Regions from separate parts of the Homo sapiens genome. Here region 1 is linked to region 2. Evidence: read pairs that join two places in POLR2A ChIA-PET (ENCODE). Cell type or tissue: Panc1. All regions are shown on one strand. Links, peaks and the distances in the headings refer to the core of each region. The heading gives the core; the rest is flanking DNA.

The links. Peaks named below come from ENCODE experiments on the same cell type or tissue, not always from the same donor. Only the 100,000 strongest peaks of a DNase experiment are listed, where the experiment ranks them.
Region 1: POLR2A ChIA-PET joins it to region 2 with 5 read pairs; 3 of 35 experiments call an interaction of 5 or more read pairs at or near these places.

What each region holds. Positions count from the first base shown.
Region 1 is chr11:75,508,804-75,514,170 of GRCh38, forward strand. All of the region lies in intron 1 of GDPD5 (glycerophosphodiester phosphodiesterase domain containing 5), which reads right to left. It overlaps LOC105369389 (a long non-coding RNA gene), which reads left to right and starts at 3,311. Exons shown (of 6, transcript XR_007062784.1): 1 at 3,311-3,391; 2 at 5,143-5,280. In Panc1, for the core only: no CTCF peak of the experiment used is centred there; no DNase peak of the experiment used is centred there.
Region 2 is chr11:75,261,363-75,266,729 of GRCh38, forward strand. It overlaps ARRB1 (arrestin beta 1), which reads right to left. Exons shown (of 16, transcript NM_004041.5): 16 at 1-4,912. The coding sequence ends at 4,801. Among named protein-coding and RNA genes, the nearest start is that of TPBGL, 23 kb to the left of the region's middle. RefSeq lists enhancers at 497-996, 1,355-2,286, 4,321-4,822, 4,823-5,322 and a silencer at 4,643-4,732. In Panc1, for the core only: no CTCF peak of the experiment used is centred there; a DNase peak (open chromatin) is centred at 2,756; H3K27ac peaks cover 1,517 bases.

The DNA of each region.
Region 1 (5,367 bases), core at 173-5,172, 250 kb after region 2:
TGCTCAGGAACAAGGGCACTGAGAGGGACCCCCAGAATTCCAGGCGAAGGGGTGCTGGGCACAACCTAGCCTTGTCCCTCCAGCACCTACCCTGGGCAGGTGGCTTTGGCTCAGCATGCTGTGACAGGCTGCAGGCCTCCCAGAGGGGGTACCTGAGGCCCTGCTGAAATAAAGCAGTGTCCACATTGAAGATCTTGGTCATCCCGACTGACAGCTCCTGGCATGAACAGGGAAGTGGAAGGGATGTGGAGTGACTGTCTTTTTCTGCCCCTCAAGCCCTATGCCCACCAGCCACCCAGGGATGCAGGACACAGAGAGGCTCCTGTATGTGGGCAGGTCATGTTAGACCCAGACTGTAAACAGGACAGACAAGTTGGGTGTGGGGGGTGTTCTTGACATGTGCTCCCAGCCTTCCTCAGAGGCCGAGACCCCTGGGTTGCAGCCAGGGAAGGGGCGGTATCTGGTCCCTGGGCCCAGCAGATAGGAAGGACAGCACCATCTTTCTTTCTGTTCAAACACAGACAGGGCTGCAGACACACAGTTCTGGCCTGTGTGTGCGACTTGTACATAATTCAGAGGCTCCTATTGCTCTGGCCTGGATAAAATGTACCAGCAGGGGCAGCTTGCACAGAGAACAGTGAGCTGATGCCAGGGAGCACTTCCTGAAAAGAGGTGAGTGGCCCAGAGGCTTGGGGGATTAATATAAATTGGACAAATGAATATTGTTAATGCCAAGAACTGTTTACTTGTTTGTGGAGTAAGTCAGTTTATAATCCATGTTCAAACTTTATCTCGTTGAACCTTCATAAAAGTCCAGTGTGGAAGTTACTATTAACAGACAAGAAGGCGGAGGCTCAGAGGCTGAGTCACTTGCCCATTTTCTTTTTCTTTTTTGAGATGGAGTCTTGCTCTGTTGCCCAGGCTGGAGTGCAGTGGCACGATCTCAGCTCACTGCAATCTCCGCCTCCTGGGTTCCAGCGATTCTCCTGCCTCAGCCTCCCGAGGAGCTGGGATTACAGGCACGCACCACCAAGCCCGGCTAATTTTTGTATTTTTAGTAGAGACAGGGTTTCACCATGTTGGCCAGGCTGGTCTCGAACTCCTGACCTCAAGTGATCTGCCCGCCTCGGCCTCCCAAAGTGTTGGGATTATAGGCATGAGCTACCACACCTGGCTGCCCATTTTCACATAGATGGAAGCAGAGCTCCCTCCCCGTGCTAAGCTGCAGCATGCGCTCAATGCCACTGCCACTCCCAGTCACGGGACACCAAGGAATGTCCTTCTGGGCTCAGGGGGCCAACTGCTGAAGGGAGAAAGCACGAGGGGCAAAGTTCCCTGGCAGCGGGAGGGCTGTCCCCCACTCAGGGCACCATGGCCCCAGCCCTGCTGGGGCAACCCAGAGAACCCTGAGGCAGGAGACAGGGAGAGTGGTGAGGCCTTCCCCTGCACAAGCATCCAGAACTCCTGAGAGCTCTTCAGAGTAGGAAGGGAGGTGCCAGGTGACCTCGCCTGACCACAAATGTGAGGAACCCGAGGCCTACAGAGGAAGAGTCCAGCCAGTCCACAAACACCCACTGGGCACCAGCCAGGTGCTGGGGACACTGGGATGAATGTGACCAGCTCTGAAGAGGCTCCTCATCAGGTAAGCACCCACTTGGCTGGAGCTCAGACCCTCAAAATCTGCCCCAGAAACTTCTCCAGCCCCGTCTGACCTCCTTTTCCTCCCTCTGCTCCCACATCCACAGGCTCCTTACAGGGTCCTCATGACACAGTGTCATGTGCTGCCTCCTTTCACCTCTGCTCCAGCTGTTGGAAGAATGCCCTTCCCAGCCACCTGGAGCCCATCCACCCCCACTCCCCCATCTCTTCTTCGCAGAGCCTCACTTAAGTGCCCCCCAACCCCAAGCTGAGACTGATGGACCCCAGGAGGAAGCTCGCTCCCTTCTCCCCCTCCCCCCTCCTCCTCCTCCGGGCCTCCCCATGCTCTTGACCTCCCTTGCAACATCTGTGCACTCTGCCCAGGGTAATGGGTCCTGGAATTGCCTCACTCTCTGCCCCTCAGGACCTGGGACTAAGAAGGTACAGCTCCGCTGAATTGAGTAAATGTGTCACCCACCCAAAGCAACGACCCAGAGCAATTAACAGATCACTTCTTCCTTTTAAGGCATGTATTTAAGGCTTGTCTTTCTTTGAAAACCCTCGGAGGAAAGAGATGCAGCACTGTGGGGGAAAAATGAAATGGAAGAGACTTAGATTGTCTTGGCATTTCCAAGTGCTGGCTCTGTTCCTGGCACACAGTAGATGTCTGAGATATGTTCTTTTGGTGGATGAAAGAATAAAAATATCTCCACGGCCACTTGCCCCTGCTGCCTGAAGTTCCACCATTATCACTGAATCTTTTCTGGGGCTAAAGAGTATTCCCTGTGATGCTCTCTCAAAATGCAGTCCTGGGCCAGGAAACTAGCTCTGGCTGGGGGTTTCCTTGCACAAAACAGCAAGGTCAGGGTTTGCCCATGAGATCTTCTCACTGCATTCTCAAGACGGTGTGTCCAGACCCTGCTCTTTGACCAAGGAGTTGCATGTTCAAATAAGCTTAGGAAAGGCTGGCTGCACACTCTGCCACCCATTGGGGTCCCTAATTCGTATTAATACATTAAAGACCCTGAGAAGGCCTGTTTGGATTTATGTGACCTAGCGTTTCCCAAATCTGTATGCTCATGCATCCTTGAATCCATTCCCATGCCACGGGACTAGGGCTCCTCAGGGGACAGTTTGGGGAGTGTGGACTAGATAGTGCGCCTGGGTCCAGGCGGGACAAGGTCTGCAGGTTGAAGGGTGTCTGTGGCTGCCACCCAGCCAGGGCCATGCTTCCCTGCACTGACCATTTGACAGAGGCAAAAAGTCCAACCTCAGCCACCACCACCAATAGCTCATGACAGAGACAGATAATGAACATGGCATCAGACAGCCTCCAAACGTAGCGCAAAGGAGGGAGAAGGTAACAGAGTGGGCCAGAGACCTGAGTGAGTTCCAACTGTGACTTTGTGCTCACTGCTGGCCATTGGGCGGGGGGACCCCATCCTGCTAAGCTTTGTTTTCATCATCTGCAAAATGGGGATAATGCTATTCTCAGGGCTGTTGTGAAGATTGAGGTAATGCAAGCAGAGGCAGATTACAAACTGTCAAGTCCTGTGCCAGCATTTGCTGTGTGCATCATTATTTTACTGCATGCATGGCCAGGAGGGTGTGGTAATGTCTTGATTGATCACAAGCCACTGCAGAGGTCCTCAATCAGGACAGATGGATGGATGGATACATGGATGCATGGAAGAATGCACAGACAGAATCCCCAGTGTGACACAGGCTCACCAATGGCTGACTGGTTGAATAGGTATGAATGAATACACGAACCAATTCTAGTAAGGTCAATTGTTCCATTTCTTAGTCCCTAACTGGTAGAAGCATGAAATTGGGAAGGACACACACACACACACACACACACACACACACACACACACACACGAGGGGAGAGGAAAGAGATGCAGCGCTCTGGAGGCAAGTCTGTGGGCAGCAGAATAAAGGAACCGACAGGGTGGGAAGAGCCAGAAACCAGAGTTGAACACATGCAGCAGCCCAGGGTCATCTGGCACAGGGGTCAAGCCGCGTCGGCATTCTCAGCAAGGCAGGCGGGGTTCCTAAGGCCTGTCCCTCAACCCGTCCATGTTGCCATTGTTCAGAGGAAGAAAGTGATCAATCTCTTTTGCAAAGGTTTCCAACCAAAACTGTTAGAGTTGTTTTTAATGGGATAGAGAGCAGAAAGAAGTCTTTAGAGCTGGGTGTGGTGGCTCACTCCTGTAATCCCAGCACTTTGGGAGGCCGAGGCAGGTGGATCACCTGAGGTCAGGAGTTCCAGACCAGACTGACCAACATGATGAAACCCTGTCTCTACTAAAAATACAAAATTAGCTGGGCGTGGTGGCGGGCACCTGTAATCCCAGCTATGTGGGAGGCCGAGGCAGGAGAATCACTTGAACCTGGGAGGCAGAGGTTGCAGCCTGGGCAACAAGAGCGAAACTCTGTCTCAAAAAAGAAAGAAAGAAAGAAGTCTTTAGGGCAAGACACAGGCCTTAGCTGCTTCTTCTGGAAAAATGTTTCTTACAGTTTATATGAATTCATCAACACATCTATGCACAGGACATACTGTGTACCAGGCAAGTGCTGTTGGGCACTGGGGACACAATGCCACGTCTAGACAGCATCACACGTGGAGGGTTCTGGATAAATGAGGTATCGGGTCACTTGAGGATGGAGAGGGAGGTTTTATAGAAAAAATTCACAGACAAGAAGTCTGGAGGACCAATTTAAATCATTACATGACCTCAGACAAGTCACCTTCCTTCTCTCAGCCTCCATCTTCCCTTCTATAAAGTGGGTCTGATAAAAATCATGAAAACTATTACATGGCACCAGACACTGACCCAGCAGTTACAGATGTTCTCTTAAGGCACACAGCCAGCAAGGCAGGTGTTGCTAACAATTTGTTGTGGAGTAAATTGTCCCTTTCACAGATGAGCAAACTGAGACTTGGCTGGTTACCAACTTGCCTGAGGTCAGAGAGCCGGTGGGAGTCAGGGTGTAAGCTCCGGTGTGTCTGATTCCAGAGCCCACACTCTCCTGCCCTCCCAAACAAGTCCCACACTTCCTCCTCACAGACTGCTGTGAGGATGCAATGACATCACAGATATCAGAGCGCTTCGTAAAGTTAAACTGTCATGTGTCCAAAGTCAACAAAAAGTCAGTCTTGACTCTCCGTGAAACTAAACACTGAAGTTTACAGGGGCACTCAGAACTAGTCACAGCCTAGAACTCCTGGGTTCCTCGCTCTCAACCTCTGGCATTCCTCGGCTAACTTCCTCCCAGGGAAAGGGACCCAGCAATCCCAGGAGCCCCAGATGACCCCTCAAGGCCCACAGAGCAGGGTTCCCCTGGCACCCATAGGGCCTCCTCCTAGACCAGGAGACCACCTGGCTAGTAGCCTCCTGACTCTCCTGTGCTCCACTCCTGCTGAGGACCTAGAGGGCACGGCCTGGCCCAGGTGCCATGGGAGCTGCCGCAGGGACCCTCACCACTTCCCACCGACAGGCTGTGGGACCTCAAGCCAGTCACCTCACCTGCCTGAGCCCGAGGTTTCTCACCTGCAAAATGAGGGATGAAAGCGGATCTCATGTGGGAAAGGAGCCACTCCAAGGAGAGACTCAAACATGACTGCCCTTGAGCTGGGTGAGTTCAGCTGAGTGGGTAGGAAGGGGAGCACCAGGCTCTGTTTTGAGGAGGGAGGCAAAACCCTACCTACCAGGAATCACCCAT
Region 2 (5,367 bases), core at 266-5,265:
GAAGTTCTTCTTCAAAGAAAGCTTGAAAATGAAATCTCAGTAGGCAAGACAGATAAAAGCAGAGTTATTCTGGTGGCGGCGGAAATGGGAGGAGGGCTGGAAACCTATCCTTTGCCTCCACTCCCATCTTCCCACTTTAGCATCCCCTGACAAAGCTCTGTGGAATATCAGGGGTTCCGCAGCACCTGGTTTGAAAACCACTGTGTCAGTGTCTACAAACCATAGGCCCCACGGACCTGTGCTTTGACTTCCCTTTTGGGGTGACGAGTTGGAGTGTGATGGGGGGAGGATGTTTCCCCTTCAACAGGGCGTGTCTTTGAAGCCGCTGTGCAGTGACCCTGTGGGGAAGTGGTAGAGGTGGGGTCCTGCCACTTTCGTCCAGGAGGAATGGCAGAAGAGATGGAGCTGCCTGGGCCAGGAGGAAACACCAAGCCCAGTGCAGGCCGTATAGATGAGGGTTCAGGAGTGTTTTGGTCCTTTTGAGTTTAAAAAATTATAGATATCAGAACAGGCATAGGCCTATGTCCATGAGACCCTATAAGAGTGTAAGACTGGGACCTAACCCCTTCCTCCTGGATGGGTGGAGAGCAACCAGTCCCCAGTGACAGGCAGGAGAGAAGCTGCCGCTCTGGGATGCTGACGCCACTGCATCCGCTGTGGCTCGGCTCTCAGGACAAAAGGCTTGGGTTTTTCCTGGGCCCGAAGCCCTCCCAATGTCACTGAGAAGCTGTGGTGGCTCCAGTTGCTCCTGGAAGAGGCCTTACACTTTGAAGGGAAGGAACAGACAATTTCTATTTCTCCTTGCCCTTAGATTTCTGCGGATGGGTGGTTTCAGCTCCCTGAGCCTGGGGGCTGGTGGCTCTCTTTAACCTGGGTCAGAGCCAAGGCCCCTTGGCCTCTGTGGGGTCTGAGAGATGGGAGATGTGACACCAGGCCTAGGAGGGTCCAAGATGTCCCCCTCCACCAATCACTGACAATATCCAGGTCTTCCCTCTGTGTCCTGGTTGCTGGGACCACTATTTTTGGGCATGATATTCCTGAATTGTATCTAAATTTCCCTCTCAGCTGGGTCATCAAAGCCAAATTGGCTGTATCTCATTCTGGTTGACATCTGCCTAAGTGAGAAGCAGGGCAAGCGATGAAGACTGGTGGGGAGGGCTCCTCCTGCAGCAAACTTTCTGTGTGACCTTGGGCCATCCCTGCAGTGGCAGGGCCACACACATCCAGCCATTTTCAACTTACAGAGCCCTGACCGCTGACTTTCATCTCATCTGGGCCTCATAACAATTCCTGCGTCAGGCAGGGAAGGGATTACAATCCCATTTTACAGTTAGGGAAATTGAGCCCCAGAGGTTGAGTAGCTTGCCCAAGCCCCCCAGGTGGTTGGTGACAGGCAGGACTGAGAGGCGGCATTGGGGACTTCCAGGACAGAGTTCCTTTCACTGCACCATGTAGGAACCAGCTTGTCAGGAACTCTCCCACAGAACCAACAGCCAGGTGAACCCACTCTAGCAGGTCTGAGCTTTGAGGCTGAGGAGAGGTGCAGCCAAATAACTCAGTCCTTATCTTCATGGGGACTGAACTCTTCCCCTGGGTGGAATGCTGAGGAGGTCCCGCTGGCTCTCTGCTCGGTGGGTTTTCACCGGGGCATGCTTTTCCTTCCTGCCCGGACCGGTGTCCACACGCCACCCACAGGGCACACTGCAAAGTCCCAGTGACGGATGGCTTGGCCAGTGCAGGCCCCAAACACTTGGCAGAGAAACCGCCAGTACTGTGGGATGGTGCCTGGGGCCTAGTGAGGCTCCCCCACCCCTAGTTTCACTTCAAGGTATCACCTGGGCAGGCTGACTCCAGAAAGGAAAGGGGCCCTGCAGAGAAGCACTGGCTCGGCCATGTTTGGGGGCTGGGAGGTGGTGCCTGGAGTTGACCAGAAGCTTGGAAACATGACCTGCGGCTTCCTCTCCAGGAAGAGGCTGAAGGAAACACTTTGGCCTGTGTGTCCCTCGAGGCTGCAGCGTATGGCCGTGCAGCAGGGCACCTCTGGCCAAGGGGCAAGGGGTGCTAAAATCCAACCTGTGTGTCACTCCCAAAGCTGTGCGTTCTAGTGTAGGTCTGAATCCACCTGGAAAGGGCACCGTCTTCTAATTCACATCAAGGCACCATAGGGACCAGCAGCCACCAGGAGCCCTGAAGGCAACTGCCCTCTATTACTTATCCCTACAACGTTTCCCTGACCATGGGCTTCCTGAGGACAGGGGCTGGGACTGACCCATCTCTGTGGCTCCAGTACTTGGCATAGAGCTGAGTCATCAGCAAAGGATGGTAGGCTGAATTCAACTAAATTTGGCCATTGCCTTGTGCAGTCCTGGCTCCAGGAGAAAAAAAAAAAAAAAAGATAGTGCTCTGATCCTTCCCTGCAGCTGGAGAAATTTGCTAAATAACACTGGGCTAAACCCAAAAGGGTGAGCGTGATGTTGAGGTGCAGGAGGCTCGGGAAACCAGCCTGACAAACGTTTTCCATGCATGAGTTAGGGATAGGGGAAGAAGTCTGCAGGAAAGAGGTCATCCCAAACACTAAAGGATCTTGTGTCAGCCCCAAAGGTTTCAGAAGACACTGGAGGGCATATGTTTGCCATGCATTGCTCCAGCATTTCATCAGCTCTGCGCCTGCCCAGATGAGGTGCAGCCTGCCCAGCAAGCTCTAGGAGGGGCTGGATGCCTGGGGGACCTGCAACTAGGCCCTCAAGACTGGACAGGGTAGTACGACAGCCCCCAGCTGACTTGGTTCTGGTCTGGGGAGGGGTCCCTTGGGTTGAGTGGTCATGAGACTCAGAAGTCGCGCTGCCAGGCTTGTGAAACAGGTGATTTCACCACAGGAAATAAGTCACACTGCCTGCCCCAGGAGGTGCTGGACTGGAAAGGATTGAGATGCCACTTGTATAAGATTTTTTGTCTCCCTTTTCAGACAAGTATGGGAGAGAGATGGAAGGGAGCAGAAACTGAGGAGAGAGCCCTTGTCCTGCTAATCAATATATTTGCCTGGGTAAACCTCAGGGTGTCTGTGCCCACAGGGGGCTGTGAGGTACTGCAAGCCCTATCATAAGCCCCTCAGCCAAGCCTCAGCAAAGATATGCTCTGTCCCTCCTTGGGCAACTCATGCTACCTATGGCCACAGCCTGACATCAATCCCTTCCCAGTCTTGGGCACAGGGTGGGGTTGAGGGCAGTTGGTGCTCCATAGGGCCCTGCCACCTCTGAGGTCCAATAAATCCCCTCTGGAGGCAGAGAGACCAGTCAGCAGCTCTGGCTCTACCCACCAGACCAGGAGCTCTAATGTTCACAAATTCTTGGTGGCCAGAGCTAGGAAGGCCCATTGTGATCATCTGGTCAAACTCCTTGCTTTCCCAAGTGAGAAACTGAGGCCCAGAGTGGGGAAGGAACTTGCCCAAAGTCACACAGTAAGTTATTCTCAAAGGCCAGGCAAAGAGGATAACTCCTAACACTTTCTATCTCATCTCCCATCTGGCTTCTTGCCCCAGGAACTGCCCCAGGTCTCAATCAACCCAACACCAGCTAATGCGTACTGGGTACCCATGACACTGGGAGCTATTGGAGGTCATCAACTCACCAAGAAAAGAAGGGGCTTATTTGCTACCCAGCAGCCTCCTTCCCTTCGGGTGAGGATATCTCAGTGGATGCTGCCACCTTCTGAGATAGGACCCCCTTTGACTGTGGCATGGTGGCCTCAGGCACTCTCTCCCAGTCCATAGGGTCAGTCCAGCCCTGGAGAATGGCAGGGGGAAGCAGGAGGATACTAGTGGCCTCGGCCCCCGCTGGACACCCATCCTCACTTCCTGCATGACCATGTGAAGTCCACAAGGAAGGGACATAAGGCAGACTCTCCTCTCCCCGCCCCCTGCCCCCATCTCTGAGCGCCCCCCTTCGGGAACCCTCCTCAGGAGCTTCAGCTCACTCTGCTGGGGGCTGGTGCTTGCTGAAGACCCCCTCCCTCCCTCCCTCTGCTTTTCTCTCTGTGCATATCTCTAGACAGGGCCATGCACTTGAAATACAAGGTAGCTAAGATGTCACAGCCTGACAGTACTGAAATATACTTGGGTGAGTCCACACAGCTTGCCTCAGTCTAGGTAACTGCTGGTAAGAAAGTCAGTCCAGTTGCTTTTCTCTACTCCTGGGGTCTACGAACTTTCACCAACATCACTATCAGACACAGAGGGACATCAGGTGGGGAGGAGGGTGAAGGCAGAAGGTCTTTGGTGGGTCAGAACTTCAAAAAGGCATTGAGAATCTGTCCACAGTTCTGCCCCTCCCAGCCAGAAGGAGGTGGCCTTCAACGCGGTCATCTTTTAGCTGCCAGAACTTTGTTAACCACCTGGGACCGTGGACATCTTCTCTCGTGTCTTGAGCCCTCATCCCCACCCCTCCAAGCCCTCATGCCCACCACACCGTGTCCCACATTCCCCATCCTCCCCTGTCTGCTCCCCATCTCAAGTCCAATTCCAAGGCCAGAGCCCTGGCAGCTTTTCTGGGAGACAGCATGAAAAGGAGGGGAGTGGAGATGGCAGAGATGGGGTGGAGCCAGTGCGCTGTGGTCCTGTTGGCGTGGTGATGTGGGGCCAATCCTGAGGCCAGAGGTTCATCACCGTGATCTGGAAGCCCACGGGGCCCCCTGGTAGAAACTGGAAGAACAAAGGGGAAAAGAAACCAGAACAGGAAGAAGACGAGTAAGCATCCGAGTGCACGAGAGTGGAGCCGGAGCCACGTGGAGGCAGGGCCGGCCCGTCTATCTGTTGTTGAGCTGTGGAGAGCCGGTACCATCCTCCTCTTCCTCCTTGTCATCCTTCATGCCTTTCAGTCTCTGGCGAGCAAAGTCCTCAAATACAATGTCGTCATCACTGGTGGGAGAGACAAGGAAAATGTGGTGTGTTTGCAGGGGCAGGGAGAGTAGGCTTATCCAGAGGCCCGGCCAGATGTGACTCAGAGTATGGCTCTGGGGCCGGGGAGAACCACCCTCTCTGAGGTCTCTGGCCTCTGGGGCTGACCATGAGCAGAAAGGCCTGTCTGGCTGGCACATGTGGATGCCACCTGTGGCAGTGGGGACAGTCACATCAGGACTCGGGCCAGTCATGAAAGGGGCAGAGAGGGGCATGAATTTGACTCTTGTGCCTGAGGGCTAGAAAAGTAACCTGGTTCTTTAGGAGGTGGGGGGAGCAGTGTGGCTCTGTAGCCAGAGGAAGGACTTATTCCCACTGTGAGAGGCCAGGCCACCAGTAGTTTCACAGCATGTTCTGAATCCCCCAAGAATAGGCCCGGCAAACCCCACCCCACCACCCAGAAAACTACCCTTAGG